5 separate regions of the Homo sapiens genome follow, and all the other regions are linked to region 1. The links are chromatin contacts, found by Hi-C or POLR2A ChIA-PET in ENCODE. All regions are on one chromosome and are shown on one strand. The core of a region is the stretch at or near the end of the contact, and the rest is flanking DNA. Distances in the headings are between cores, read along the strand shown. Region 1 holds the start of ZKSCAN1 (zinc finger with KRAB and SCAN domains 1). Region 2 holds the start of ARPC1B (actin related protein 2/3 complex subunit 1B). Region 3 holds the start of MOSPD3 (motile sperm domain containing 3). Region 4 holds the start of FBXO24 (F-box protein 24). Region 5 holds the start of ATP5MF-PTCD1 (ATP5MF-PTCD1 readthrough).

Region 1 (2,734 bases), core at 68-2,567:
ACCCTGCACCCAGCTAATTTTAGTATTTTTTGTAGAGAGAGGGTCTCATTACGTTGCTTAGGCTGGTCTCCAACTCTTGGGCTCAAGAATCCTCCCGTCCCAGCCTCCCGAAGTGCTAAGATTACAGGCTTGAGTCATCGTGTCTGGCCCTGTCATTGCTTTTTAGTTTTCAAACATTTTTTAAAAAGTAAATCTGGCCGGGCACGGTGGCTCACGCCTGTAATTCCAGCACTTTGGGAGGCTGAGGCGGGTGGATCACAAGGTCAGTAGATCGAGACCATCCTGGCCAATATGGTGAAACCCTGTTCTCTACCAAAAATACAAAAATTAACCAGGCATGGTGGTGTGCGCCTGTAGTCCCAGGTACTCAGGAGGCTAAGGCAGGAGAATCGCTTGAACCTGGGAGGTGGAGGTTGCAGTGAGCCAAGATGGTGCCACTGCACTGCAGGCTGGGTGACAGAGCGAGACTCCATCTAAAAAAAAAAAGTAAATCTCTCCAAGCAGTAAGAGTCATGCAACCAAGCTACTGAGTTTCTCCCATGAACTTGTCTCGGAACATAGTGGAAAGTCACAACCATTAAAGCCTGTAGTCCCCCCCACCCTTGCACAACGTGGCCCCCTCTTATGCGTGCCTTACCCTGCAAGGCAAAGATGAAGGCTGTAACTGTGGTAGGTTGTGAAAGCACTTTGAAGGTAAAAGTGTCTGTTGTTACTCTGAAAACTCCTTTTAAACGGCTATAATAGCATATGCCACATGAGCAAAGCACAGAACCTTATAACTATGCTTGCTTGTGGAAAGACATCCCTTGTCCACGGGCCAAGTATTTGAAAATACCACTCCATATAGCTCCAGGGCCCTGAGAGAAGCTACCGTGGCAGCTTTGGGAAACCAGCCACCCTTGGCTTCACTTTGATCTTCCTCAGTCTACATCCTTGTTTCAGTTCCTTTGCCACAGACATACAATTACCAAGTACTATATTGCTTGATAATAACTATAATTACTACAAGGACTGCCTGAGATGAAAAAGACAGGTGAAATCGAACTTTCACATGGACTGGTGTCTGAGCTGGAGAGTCTGTTTGAGTTTGAGTAGGGGAAAGCCTGAAACCCCCCACCACCTGCTCCCGTTAGTCCCTGCATTAACTAGGGGCGGACTGGGACCTGATCCTCCAAGCTGGAGGCTTGAAAACTCAAGGGCAGGCGCCTGGTCCAGCGATTCGGAAACCGAGATGCAAAGTCCTCCCGCGCTCCTAGAGAGGACCCGGAAGCGCGGCGCGGTCCCGGAAGACGAGGTGGTGACACGCTTCCGGCCTTTGTGACTCATTGTGTCTGTGTCGAGGCGTCGGGAGGGCCTAAGTCCGTGTGCGGTGCCCTTCGGCCGGCCTGAGCCCCAGAGTCAGCTCCCCTTTCTCGCCCAGCGCCCCCAGGCCGCTCCCGGGGCTCACGGTGAGACTTGGGGCCGGCCTCTGGGGTGGGAGGGCGGGGCCGCAAGGGTGTGTGCGCGAGGGTGGGCTCCGCAGCTGCGGCCCTGGGACCCCCTCCAGGCGGCCCCGCTGTTGTGCGAAGAGAGTCCATGCCCCTGCCTCCTGGCCGGGCCCGGCCGTAGAAAGCGCCGTTCTTCCTGGGAGACGTCCCCGCCCCACCCCCAGGATCAGGCGGGGAGGGGGCGAGGGTTTCAGTGGCTGAGGGTGCCCGGAGACCCGGGGAGAAGCCGTCTGTGGGCCCCTCTCCCGCAGTGTCGTCATCGCCCTTTGACGTTTCTGCAAACGGGGTCGCGAGCGAACCGACCCCGGTCTTGATTTTTCTGCTCTCCCTTAGTCGCCATTTGCTTTGATTCCGGTGAGGTGTCTTTTTCCCCCCCCGGTTCCTTCGGGACCTCGAGGTGAAATGAGCGGAAGGATGAGAGATGGACACATTTTGAGGTGCCGCATACGTTTCCAGACCTGCCTTTCCTTCTCCCACCCTCATCACTGAGCGGTGATTAAAGAGTATTTGAAGCCTAGTCATAGTGGATAAATAGGTGATTGGGATCTAGTAGAGATTATATACACCCCACTCTTTCAGCTTGATGGAATGCTTTGAAGGCTTTGGAAAAGAGCTGTCCGGGACGTTAGGTGGATTTTTCAATTCTGGATAGTTGCTCTGTTTGACATGGAGTGGGGTGAGAAGTGAAGGGAATTTGTGGAAATTGCACTGTGTCACTAGGAGACTGATTAGCTGAGTGACCTTGGATAAGACGAGACACTCACCAAGTCTTAATTTCGTCATCAATAAAAACTAACTGGATTTTCTCAAAAGGCCCTTCCGACTTCGAAATGATTTGGTCAATGTAATTGAAGAATTAACTACAGTTTAGCTTGACACTCCTCCATCCCTCCCCTCCCTTTCCTGCAGTGCCCCCTGTACACAGTAAGATACTTTCATTATAGAGAGTGGCTGTTCCATGGCCTGGGACCAAAGAAAGCATTTATTGTACGGGCCAGTGCTAGGCGGATTGGAGGCGGTCAATAAATACTTGTTGAATTGAATTGTGGAGAATTCATTGTAACCACATCAGCAAAGCACTGTTAGTATATATGCTGAACAAATGTGGAGAAATCGCTGTTTTACATAGGAAACCATGGTGATTTGCCCCAGAATGTGTATCCAGGTTTGTATCTTCTCTGAATTAACATATAAGATTCTTGTTTATTATTTCAGGCAGTTTTCACCACTCTTAAAATACAAACGAG
Region 2 (2,734 bases), core at 136-2,635, 640 kb before region 1:
CCTGACAGGGTGGGAGTCTGGCCTCGGATCTCCAGAGATCCAGGAAGACCCTGCACAAATACTAGAGAGAGGGGTCTGAAGGAGAGAAGAGGAGGGAAGGTTTTTGTTGTTGTTTGAGAGGAAGTCTCGCTCTGTTGCCAGGCTGGCGTGCAGGGGCCCCATCTTGGCTCACTGCAGCCTCTGCCCCCGGGGTTCAAGCAATTCTCGTGCCTCAGCCTCCCGAGTAGCTGGGATTACAGCAGCGCTCCATCACGCCATGGGGCTCCTTGCAGCTAATTTTTTTTTTTTTTGAAACAGAGTCTCACTCTGTCGCCCAGGCTGGAGTGTAATGGCGCGATCTCGGCTCACTGCAACCTCTGCCTCCTAGATTCAAGCGATTCTTCTACCTCAGCCTCCCGAGTAGCTGGGATTACAGGCATGCGCCACCACGCCTGGCTAATTTTTGTATTGTTTAGTAGAGACGAGGTTTCACCGTGATAGCCAGGATGGTCTCGATCTGAGCTCGTGATCCTCCCGCCTCGGCCTCCCAAAGTGCTGAGATTACAGGCGTGAGCCACCGCGACCGGCCGAGGTAAGGTTTTCACTGGGGTCTCTTCCATCTGCCTGGCCGCCAGGCCACGTATCCACTGAAGAGGCAGAGGGTCAGGATGGGAAGACTCCGGGGACCACCTAGCCCAAGACCCGCAATCAGGCGGCTCTGCAAGGCTAACCGGGTAACTTAAAGAAGTGAAGCCGATTGACGTAAAACAGAAAGGAAAGAAGTTAACTGGCCGGCCAGCGTCAGCAGGGGCGGCCAGTGTCACCCTGCCCGGGGACAGCACCCCTGTTTCGTGGCGAGGACACGGAGGGCCAAGGGGGCGGGGCCGGGCTGCCCTGGCCACGCCCGGACCGCCTGCTCCCCGCCCAGGGCCTGCACAGTTGGCGCCCACCGGCATCAGCGTGAAGGGAGCTCCTCGCTGGCTGCCGACGGGGCTGCAGGGCTCGCTAGCCGCTCACCTGCGTGTGAGCGCGGAGCCCGCAGTACCCGCCGTCCGGGCTCAGAGGACGTGACTCCCCGACCCTGCGCCCGGCAGTCCCCGGGGGCCGTGCGCCCGGCCCAGGCTCGGAGGTCCAGCCCAGCGGCGGCTCAGGCTGCGCGCCTGGCTCCCAGCCTCAGTTTCCCCATTGGTAAAGCATTGACGGTGGTTGCGGACGGCTTCTGCGGACAGAGCCTTGGGCTCCGACGTCTGCGCGGGTACCGGCAGCACCCCCACCCCGAAGGGAGGGCGGGACCTGGATCTCGCGACCGCTGCCCCAGGTCCCCGCCCCCGGGCCCTACCGGGCTGAGGTCGGCAGGCCCCGCCCCCCGCCCACGAGGAAGTGGCTGCTGCTCCGGCGCGGAGCCCAGAGCCGGTTCGGCGCGTCGACTGCCCAGAGTCCGCGGCCGGGGCGCGGGAGGTGAGGGCCGTGGGGGCGCCCGGAGGTGGGGGTCAGGGGAGCCACCTGGAGGTGGGGGGGCGCGTAGATGTGGGGCGCCGCCTGGGAGTGAGCGGGACTGGAGGGATGAGAGGGGGTGCAAGGAGGGGACCGGGGGGCGCCTGGAAGTGAGGACGCATAGATGTGGGGCGCCGCCCAATAGGGGCACGGGGATGAGTGGGGGCACATGGAGAGGAGGGGGCGCGGGGACGAGGGGCTCACGGAAAGGAGAGGGAGCCCTGGGATTGGAGGGGGCGCGGGGGTGGCCGCAGGGCCAGACTGTGGAAACGCGGGCTCCCAGCGCACCGGGCGCCCTCGGGGCGTCCCCAGCCCCCGGCCCCAAGCTTCCGCCTCGTGCCTTCCGCCCCTGCTCCCCGGCCCCCATCCCCAGCCTTGCCCCGCGGTCGGTCGGTGTAGCCCCGTTACTTCGGGCCGGCGGGGCCCCACACCCAGTCACTTCCCCTCCATCCCCGGAGCCTTCCGGGTTGCAGCCGCCGGGAAATGAGCTGGCGTCTCCTGCCGCCCCGCCCCTGCCCTCCTGGCCGCTCCCGCTGCTCCCACCCGCCTCCCCCGGGCCAGGTCCGAGGGGTCCCGTACGGGGCGGGCCTGGCTGGCGGGGTCCCGGAACGCACCCCCTCAGCTGCAGGGCTCCGCGGCCAGGGCAGATCCGAGCAGCCCCTCCCTTTCCGGAGGCGCTGGGAGAGCAGCCAGGCCGCCTAGGGCGGGGCGGGGCCGGGCTGCACCCGCGGGCAGTGAAGGGATCAGGAGTGCAAGCCTGGGGAGTCAGACCTCCCCCTGCCTCCTCTGCCAATGCAGCCCGGAGGCTACCACCACCCATCCCGGCCGGGCGCGGTGGCTCACACATAGAATCCTAGCATTTTGAGAGGCCCAGGCGGGAGGATCGCTTGAGGCCAGGAGTTGGAGGCCAGCATGGACAGCATTGCGAGACCCTTTCTCTATTAAAATAAATAAATAAAATGTAGCCAGGCGCTGTGGCTCATGCCTGTAATCCCAACACTTTGGGAGTCGAGGTGGACGGATCACTTGAGGTCAGGAGTTCGAGACTAGCCTGACCGACATGGTGAAACCCTGTCTCTACTAAAAATACAAAAATTACCCAGGCATGGTGGCACGCACCTGTAATCCCAGCTACTCAGGAGGCTGAGGCAGGAGAATTGCTTGAACCCGGGAGGCAGAGGTTGCAGTGAGCCGAGATCACGCCATTGCACTCCAGCCTGGGCAACAGAGCAAGACTCCGTCTCAAAAAAAAAAAAAAAAG
Region 3 (2,734 bases), core at 147-2,646, 600 kb after region 1:
AATGTGAGTGATTTCCCACGTCCCTCACAGGAAGGTGAGAAACAGGAGGCAAGACTTAGTCTGGAGTCCCAGATGGGAGGAACCTCCAACCCATAGAAAACAGACTTTGAGCCTGGGGAAGGAACAGTGGCTCTCATGCACTTTGGGAGGCTTAAGTGGGAGGATCGCTTGGGCCCAGGAGTTCGAGAACAGCCTGCAGAACATAGCGAGATCGTCTCTACAAAAAATTACAAAAAGCCAGGCATGGTGATGCACGCCTGTAATCCCAGCTACTCGGGAGGCTGAGGCAGGAGAATCGCTTGAACCCAGGAGTTGGAGGCTGCAGTGAGCAATGATAGCGCCACTGCACTCCAGCCTGGGCGACAGAGTGAGACTCTGTCTCTAAAAAAGCAAAAAAGAGGGCGGGCACGGTGGCTCACGCCTGTAATTACAGGACTTTGGGAGGCTGAGGCAAGTGGATCGCCTGAGGTCAGGAGTTCGAGACCAGCCTGACCAACATGGTGAAACCCCGTCTCTACTAAAAATACAAAGAATTACCCGGGCGTGATGGCGCACGCCTATAATCCCAGCTACTCGGGAGGCTGAGACAGGAGAATCGCTTGAACCCTGGAGGCGGTGGTTGCAGTGAGCCGAGATCGTGCCATTGCACTCCAGCCTGGGTGACAGAGCGAGACTTCGTCTCAAAAAAAAAAAAAAAAAAGCAAAGAAAACAGGCTTGGTTCCTGCAGAGGCTTCTAGAGCCTGGAATGAAGAGGAGGAAAAGGGCTTCCCGGTGGGAGATTGACTTGGACCATCTCAAGAATAGGGAGGAAAGAACAAAGCCCAGTTCGAAACCCCGCCCCCGGTTCTCTGAGTTACTTCAGGGCTCGAGTTCGAGCCAGTACAACTGTTACGTCACCGGAATCCAGCCAATCGCAGACGACAGAAGGAGGGCGTTGTTTGGTCTTTCAGCACACCAATCGGCGTATAGTTACGGCAGAAACAAAGACGTCCTAGCCAATGACAGAGGCCGTACGGCGGAAGTATAGAAAAGGACTCTCTGGAACATGGCAACATTAATCTGACCACAAGCTGACTGGCAGGTGCTTTAACCACAAGGTGGGCATCCTAACGCGAGCGACCGTTTTGAGGCAGAAGCCCGATGGGGCCCGTGTCCGAGCTTAGGGAGGGGCCGGAGACGCAAACACAGGTCTCCCAGGAAGCAGGCGGCGTCACAGGTCGCTCTGCAGGCGCCCGCTGCAGCGGGCGGAGTCTGGCTGGAGAGAGGAGGCGGGCGTCCGGGAACGCCCGGAAGGGGCGAGGCCAGCGGCGGGGCGGGGCTTATGGAGATCGTGAGCTGGGCGTGAGGAGAAGGCCGGGTTGGGAGCTGCGAGGGGCCGGGTTTAGCGGGGTGGGCGTGGCCGTCGAGGTGGGGCTCGGCGGGTCCGAAGGAACCTGGGGCAGAGCTGGAAGAGGAAAGGTCTTGGGGGCCCTGGGCCTGGGTCTGCGGGAGCCCCATCTAGCGGGGTTCCAAGGCGGCGGCGGCATCAGTCGAGGCCCTGCTCCGGGAGCTCATCTTGTCCCCTTTCGCCCCTCACGCCCCCCAGCTCTGACTCCAGGCCCTGTCCCCTGAGCTCTGCCCTCGGATGTCCGACCGCCCAGAGCCTGCATGCGCCGTGGGGCGCCCCAGGACCAGGAGCTGGTGGGTCCGGGGCCCCCTGGGCGGGGGTCCCGGGGCGCCCCTCCTCCCTTGGGACCCGTTGTCCCGGTCCTGGTCTTTCCCCCGGATCTAGTATTCAGGGCGGACCAGCGGAGCGGACCCCGACAGCTGCTGACCCTCTATAACCCCACAGGAACTGCGCTTCGCTTCCGAGGTAAAGGGATCGGCGCCTCGTGGGGGCTGGTGGCCGGACACTGGGGGGTTGTGTTGGCTGGAGGAGTCAGATGGGTAGGGTTGCACGTCCAGCTTTGGTGGACTGGGAAAGTCATGTCCAGCCTCCGGGGCAGAAGGCAGAGGGGACTTAAATGACCCACATGGCAGGGCTTGTCTGTGTGTGTCTCTATCCCCCAGTCCTGTGCACAGCACCTGCCAAATACACGGTGTTTGACGCAGAGGGATATGTGAAGCCCCAGTCTTGCATTGACATGTGAGTGAGCTGGGAGGGTGGGGAGGCTTGTGGAAGCCAGGGGTCGCTGCCACCTGTTGTCTGAGGTCTGAGACCTTGCCCCCTTTAACCTATTTGCCCTATCCTCTGCCTGTGCCCCTAAGGGAGAGACTTCTGGGGGGAGGCCCAGATTTCCTTGGATTACTGCCTCATTCACCCCAATGGGCTTCTCTCCTACCTTGGGACCAGTGTGATTCGCCATGTGGCACCCATTCCCAGCCACTATGATGTCCAGGACCGCTTCCGCATTGAGCTGTCTGAGGAAGGAGCTGAGGGCCGAGTGGTGGGACGCAAGGACATTACCTCCATTCTGAGAGCCCCAGCGTACCCCCTTGAGCTTCAGGGACAGCCAGATCCAGCGCCTCGCCCAGGGCCTCCTGCTGGGACACCACCACCCACGGCCAGACACTTCCAGGAGCGTGAGTTGGGAGACTGGGATCTTGAGTTCTGTAGGGAGGGAGGAACTAGCATTTCCCTAGAGATGAGATAAATTGGATTTGAAGAAGTCTCCTGGTTCAGTCTTTTGTCTTTTGGTGGAAACATTCCTCCGAGTTGAGATTTTATATCAGGTGAGGGGGAAAAGACTTACA
Region 4 (2,734 bases), core at 60-2,559, 570 kb after region 1:
AGACACCAGGGTGGAGGGTGCATGGTTGGACAGATCCTGCGGGTGGAGGCGTGGAAGGACAGTCTCTAGCTGGCCAGCACTCCCAGCTAGGAGATAAGATTTCCTTCCCTCCAGCAACGGCCTCAAGTCCCTCCCCCGGGGGAAAGCAGAAACTGAAATGGGAATTCTAAGATCCCTATGAGGTCACAGGCTCCACAGTGACCTCACAGGCTTAGGAAGGAGGAGGAGGAATCTCAGATAAGCCGGTTGGGGATAATAGGCGGAAGAGCTCAGGGAGAAAAGAGTGAGGGGAGGTAGAGATTTGTTTCTTTCCCATAGGCTGGAGAGCTGCGTGGACAGTGGAGAGGGCCAGGACCTTAGGGGGCGGGGTTGCGGCACAGAAAGCAGAAACCTCGGGCTTAGGGGCCAGTCACTGGGAAGGGGGTGCCCGGGGCTGCTCGGATCTCGGTGGGACGGGGGTTAAGAGGTGTAGATGAAGAGGGAGAGAAAGCAGTTATTAGAGGAGCTCGTGGGGACTGCTTCATAGACCGATTGGAGCTGAGGTTAAGAGATCATGTAAATAAGCCAACCAGGTGAGGGGCGGGACCATCCTACAGGTGCGCAGATATGCAAATAAAGAGAAAGGAGGAATCTCTCCCAACGCTCGGAGGCGCAGGGCGTTCTGTGCAAACGAGAAGCACGTTCATTGTCTAGGGGGTTCTCAAAGATGGGAGAGGATGGCTGCAGGTTTAGGGCAATCAGGAGGGGCAGCAACCCTGGCCGCCAGGTGAAGGGGCGGGCCCGACTCCCGGGCCGGGCGGGGCCCGGGGTGGGGCTATGCAAATGAGGGACCCGGTTGGGCCCGGGGCCCGGCTGCACTCACCAGCCTGGGTGATGTCTGACAGGTCGTAGCTACGGGCCGCGCCCCGGGGGAAGTGCTTCAAGCGCCGGTTAGACAGGTTCAGGGTCCCGGTGGCCACGGCCTCCTCTAGGGCCCGCTCTGCACTGCGTCTCCCCGGCAGACCTGGAGACCCGGGCACGGAGGTCGTGGCTGCCGCCTCCTCACCCCCGGCGGCGAGTGGAGCCGCTACGGCCGCCGCCATCCGCTCCCGGCGGCTCCCGCTGCCTGACTGACGGGACCGGCCGTCCCTCCTTCCCCCACCCCCTCCTTGGAGCCGCCGTAGTTGCCTCAAGGGGGAGGGAGCGGTGTCCGGGACCGGACGGACCAATCGTGGCCCCGAGACGCGTCAGAAGCGGCCAATCAGAACCCGTCAGTGGGGGTGGAGCTCCGGCGCCGGAGTCTGACGAGAGAAGGGAGGGGAACAAGGATAGAGCGCTCGCCAACGGCCGACGCTCCAGGCCGTCCCGCCCAGCGCAGCTGCACCCAATCACAATGCTCAGATCGGGAGGTGGAGCCAATCAGGTCCAACCAAGAGGAGGGGACACCGGCACTCCACTAGCAGGAAAACGGGCCGAGGGACCGCAAGCAGGGGGTGCCTAGTCCTCGTCCCCCAAAGACCAATCGTAAGCCAGATACAGGCGAGTGACTGTCAAGAAGGCCAATTAGAGCCTCCGAAGGGAATCTGGACCTGCCTCTTCTCTGAGGGACGGCTCTACCTACCAATAGCATGGGCGAGAAGGCGGTCCCTTTGCTAAGGAGGAGGCGGGTGAGCTAGAACTTTAAGACTGAGGTTAAGAATGAACGCGGAGCCCCTGGCCGGCCGGGAACGCAGTTCGCCGCTGCAGTGGCGAGTGCGAGCTGGACGTGTTAGGGGGCTAGCCGGCGTCCAGGGCTTGAGGGGATTCGGGCGACTGCTTGAGGCCAGTGCACTGGCGGTTGTCGCAGCTGAAGGGGCAGCGGGGGGACCTCCGACTGTGAAGCCTCTGGCAGGGGTCTCGGGACCCCCGGGCTGGGGGCGGGCGGGGGGCTTCCCAGAGCCTGGAGATGCCCAGCTCGAGGAGGGAGGGTGTAGGTGCAGCGTTGCACGGTCTGCCGTCTCACCCGAGGAGCTCCCCTGGACAGGAATGGAGAGGGGACCAGACCACGGGGTTTTAGAGGCTTAGAAAGGATCTCACCGCCTAGAACACGCCCTTGGTGCTACGAATGCAGAAACTGAGGCAGAGGGAAGTTGATGCGTTAGCAAGAGCGAACAGCAAGTTCCTGACAGCTGGCTTGCTCTAGAAACCAGGTCTCTGGATCCTCCACGCACAGCCCTTTCCCGCTCCCTCAGTTTTCACAGTGGATGTTTTCACTCCCTTCCTCTCTTCCTCCCTCCCTCCCTCTCCCTTCCGTTCCCTTCCTCTTTTTATTTTTTTATTTTTTGAGATGGAGTCTCGCTCAGTCGCCCAGGCTGGAGTGCAGTGGCGCGATCTCGGCTCACAGCAACCTCCACTGTCCGGGTTCAAGCAATTCTCCTGCCTCAGCCTCCCGAGTAGCTGGGACTACAGGCGCCCGCCACCACACCCGGCTAATTTTTTGTATTTTAGTAGAGACGGGGTTTCACCGTGTTGCCCAGGCTGGTCGCAAACTCAGGAGCTCAGGCAATATGCCCTCCTCGGCCTCCCAAAGTGCTGGCATTACAGGCGTGAGCCACCGCGCCCGGCCTTTTTTTTTTTTTTTTTAAGAAGGTCTGATTCTGTCGCCCAGGCTGGAGTGCAGTGGTGCAGTCATGGCTCACTGCAGCCTTGAATGCCTGGGCTCAAGTGATCCTCCTGCCTCAGCCTCCCAAGTAGCTGGGACCACGGGCGGCACCAC
Region 5 (2,734 bases), core at 135-2,634, 550 kb before region 1:
AAACCCATCTCTACTAAAAATACAAAAAAAAATTAGCCGGGCGTAGGTACTGGTGTGTGCCTGTAATCCCAGATACTTGGGAGGCTGAGGCAGCAGAATCATTTGAACCTGGGAGGCAGAGGTTGCAGAGACGAGATCAGCTACTGCACTCTAGCCTGGGCGACAGCGTGAGACTCCATGTCAAAAAAAAAGAATACAGAAACGCAGTGGCTCACACCTGTAGTCCCAGCACTTTGGGAGGCCGAGGTACATGGATCACCTGAGGTCAGGGGTTCAAGACTAGCCTGGCCAACGTGGTGAAAGCCCGTCTCTACTAAAAATACAAAAATTAGCTGGGCATGGTGGCCTGCGCCTGTAATCCCAGCTACTCGGAGGCTGAGGCTGGAGAATCGCTTGAACCCAGGAGGCAAAGGTTACAGTGAGCCGAGATCACACCATTGCACTCCACCCTGGGCGACAAGAGCGAAACGCCATCTCAAAAAAAAAATGATAAAAAAAAACCAGAAACTGAGCTAAGACACACATGTGTTAATCAAAACTCTGCCACTATCAGGCTGTGTGACCTCAGAGAGGCCACACCACATCCCGAACAGTTATTTCCCTCATCTGTAAAATGGAATCGACTTTCCCAACAAGGACTCTCTGACAAGGCTACTATGGAGCATCTAGGGCTAACTATTCAAAAACAAACAAACAAAAATCATCAGTGTGCACAGCGGGATGAATGTAGCGATTTACACATGGGTGTCTCGGAAAAGCCTGCTAGTCATAAGGCCGTCCTAGAGAATAAAGTTCATTTACCACGAATCCTCAGGTTTGAATACCAGCTCAGCCCTCGCACGAGTTGTGACCTTGAACAGGTCACCTCGCCTCTCTGATTCAACATATATGCATCGAACCTTACATGGTATCAGGTACAGTCCTAGTCCTGAGCTCCTCCTGGAGCTTCATCTGAGCTTAAGCCTTGGGAAAAAAGGGCAAAAGCTGCGCCTAACATTCAAGTGCAAAGCAACTGGGTCGCAGCGGGAGAGGGAAGCGGCTATTTCTTAGCGGAAAGAGGAACAGTGGCCCAAGGCGGCGCATTCCCAGGCCCAGAAGCGCGTGCCCCAGATGCCTTCACCCTCCACGCCTAACCCGGTTGGCGCAGGCCCTGGGCAGCAGGAAGGCGCGCCTGGGCAGGCGGAGCGGGGTCTGGCGCGCCTCAAGTGAGGTCGTGGCGAAGTGCCTGAGCAAAGGGCAGGCAGCTCCGCAGCTTCCTTCTCTCCCAGTGTGGCTCTGGACCCTGGACCCTGGCTCCTGCTTCCACCACGGAGTCCAAACAGCCTTACCTGGGGCCGGACACTCACCAACTGACGCCATTTTGGAGTCCTGGTGTCCGCTGTGCCGGACCGCGCGAGGGCTGCTGGGTAGGGAATGCACGCCCCATCCAGGGGCGTAGAGCAGAGGCTCACGGGAAGCAGGTCACAACTGCGAACACCCTGGAACTACTAGAAGGCCATGAAGCGAAGGGCGAGGTGCCTGGACAGCAAAAATCCGAGGGTCCTGCAGTTAGAGAGAGGGGCGCCTCAGCCTGGGCTCTCTACCTTAAAAGGTGGGAAGAGGCCGCGCTGGGACTACAAGCGTGCACCAGCACAGCAAGCTAATTTTTGTATTTTTAGTAGAGACAGGGTTTCACCATGTTGGCCAGGCTGGCCTTGAACTCCTTTCCTCACGTGATCCCCCCGCCTCGGCCTCCCAAAGTTCTGGGGTTACCGGCGTGAGCCACCGCGCCCAGTCTATTTTTATTTTTATTTTTTACTTTTCAGACGAGCATTTACTTTTCAGACAGTGGCTTGATCACGGCTGACTGCAGCCTTGAACTCCCGGAGTCAAGCGATCCACCCATCTCAGCCTCCCAAGTAGCTAGGACTACAGGCTCACATCACCACTTCCAGCTTTTTTTTTTTTTTTTTTTTTTTTTTTTTTTTTTTGGTGGAAACAGTGTGGTGAGGAGTGGGGGTAGAGGCTCTCTATTTTGCTCAGGCTGGTCTTGAACTCCTGGCCTCAAGCGTTCTTCCTCCACCTCCGAAGTAGCTGGGACTACAGGTGCACGCCACCACGCCCAGCTAATTATATTTTGTAGAGAAGGCGTCTCCCTATGTTGCCTAGACTGCTCTTAAACTCTTGGCCTCGAGCGTTCCTCCTACCTCGGCCTCCCAAAATACTGGAACTGCCGGCATGAACCACACTGCCCGGGCTACTTCAATTTTGATTATTTTAATTAATTTATTTATTTATTTAGAGACAGAGTCTCGCTCTGTCACCCAGGCTAGAGTGCAGTGGCGCGATCTCGGCTCACTGCCAGCTCCACCTCCGGGGTTCACTCCATTCTCCTGCCTCAGCCTCCCGAGTAGCTGGGACTACAGGCGCCCACCACCACGCCTGGCTAATTTTTTGTATTTTTTTGTATTTTTAGTAGAGACGGGGTTTCAACATGTTAGCCAGGATGGTCTCAATCTCCTGACCTCGTGATCCACCCGCTTCGGCCTCCCAAAGTTCTAGGATTACAGGCGTGAGCCACCGCGCCGGGCCTCCGATTTTTAAAACAACCTCGAGAGCAGGTCTTGTAGTCATAACTTGCCAAATAAATGCCACCCTCGTTCAGTTCATTCTGCTACATTTCTTGTTTCAGAGGTGGCATTGTGGGGCTCCTCCATGTCTGCTTCCCTTCTCCCCAGGCAGTGAAAATCGCATA

Evidence for each region. A loop is a pair of places that touch in the nucleus more often than their neighbours do. ChIA-PET counts read pairs that join two places held with the same protein, here RNA polymerase II (POLR2A). Pooled maps may share reads with other maps.
Region 2: a pooled map shows a loop between it and region 1 (4-fold over the local background). The contact joins the promoter of ARPC1B here to the promoter of ZKSCAN1 in region 1. A Hi-C loop is called at or near these places in 3 of 50 pooled maps. POLR2A ChIA-PET finds 5 or more read pairs at or near these places in 3 of 52 experiments (CD4-positive, alpha-beta T cell, CD8-positive, alpha-beta memory T cell and HEK293).
Region 3: a pooled map shows a loop between it and region 1 (6-fold over the local background). The contact joins the promoter of MOSPD3 here to the promoter of ZKSCAN1 in region 1. A Hi-C loop is called at or near these places in 7 of 50 pooled maps. POLR2A ChIA-PET finds 5 or more read pairs at or near these places in 3 of 52 experiments (CD4-positive, alpha-beta T cell, activated T-cell and naive thymus-derived CD8-positive, alpha-beta T cell).
Region 4: a pooled map shows a loop between it and region 1 (8-fold over the local background). The contact joins the promoter of FBXO24 here to the promoter of ZKSCAN1 in region 1. A Hi-C loop is called at or near these places in 6 of 50 pooled maps.
Region 5: a loop to region 1 is called in a pooled map, with 5 times the contacts of the local background. The contact joins the promoter of ATP5MF-PTCD1 here to the promoter of ZKSCAN1 in region 1. A Hi-C loop is called at or near these places in 1 of 168 maps with a recorded cell type or tissue (naive thymus-derived CD4-positive, alpha-beta T cell), 3 of 37 single-sample maps with no recorded cell type and 7 of 50 pooled maps. POLR2A ChIA-PET finds 5 or more read pairs at or near these places in 8 of 52 experiments (Caco-2, GM10248, H1 and 5 more).

Annotation. Positions count from the first base shown.
Region 1 is chr7:100,014,279-100,017,012 of GRCh38, forward strand. It overlaps ZKSCAN1 (zinc finger with KRAB and SCAN domains 1), which reads left to right and starts at 1,318. Exons shown (of 6, transcript NM_003439.4): 1 at 1,318-1,448. RefSeq lists a silencer at 1,404-1,573.
Region 2 is chr7:99,373,345-99,376,078 of GRCh38, forward strand. ARPC1B (actin related protein 2/3 complex subunit 1B) reads left to right here and starts at 1,386. Exons shown (of 10, transcript NM_005720.4): 1 at 1,386-1,437. RefSeq lists an enhancer at 1-466 and silencers at 767-1,646, 1,657-2,296.
Region 3 is chr7:100,611,144-100,613,877 of GRCh38, forward strand. It overlaps MOSPD3 (motile sperm domain containing 3), which reads left to right and starts at 1,397. Exons shown (of 5, transcript NM_023948.5): 1 at 1,397-1,853; 2 at 2,051-2,126; 3 at 2,334-2,563. The coding sequence starts at 1,649. RefSeq lists an enhancer at 990-1,259 and a silencer at 1,380-1,439.
Region 4 is chr7:100,585,019-100,587,752 of GRCh38, forward strand. It overlaps FBXO24 (F-box protein 24), which reads left to right and starts at 1,310. Exons shown (of 10, transcript NM_033506.3): 1 at 1,310-1,646. The coding sequence starts at 1,608. LRCH4 (leucine rich repeats and calponin homology domain containing 4) reads right to left here and starts at 1,111. Exons shown (of 18, transcript NM_002319.5): 1 at 863-1,111. The coding sequence starts at 1,082. RefSeq lists an enhancer at 1-447 and silencers at 589-638, 679-1,108, 1,869-1,988.
Region 5 is chr7:99,464,783-99,467,516 of GRCh38, forward strand. ATP5MF-PTCD1 (ATP5MF-PTCD1 readthrough) reads right to left here and starts at 1,385. Exons shown (of 9, transcript NM_001198879.2): 1 at 1,347-1,385. The coding sequence starts at 1,359. It overlaps ATP5MF (ATP synthase membrane subunit f), which reads right to left and starts at 1,385. Exons shown (of 4, transcript NM_004889.5): 1 at 1,329-1,385. The coding sequence starts at 1,359. RefSeq lists enhancers at 554-1,171, 1,172-1,787, 1,454-1,573.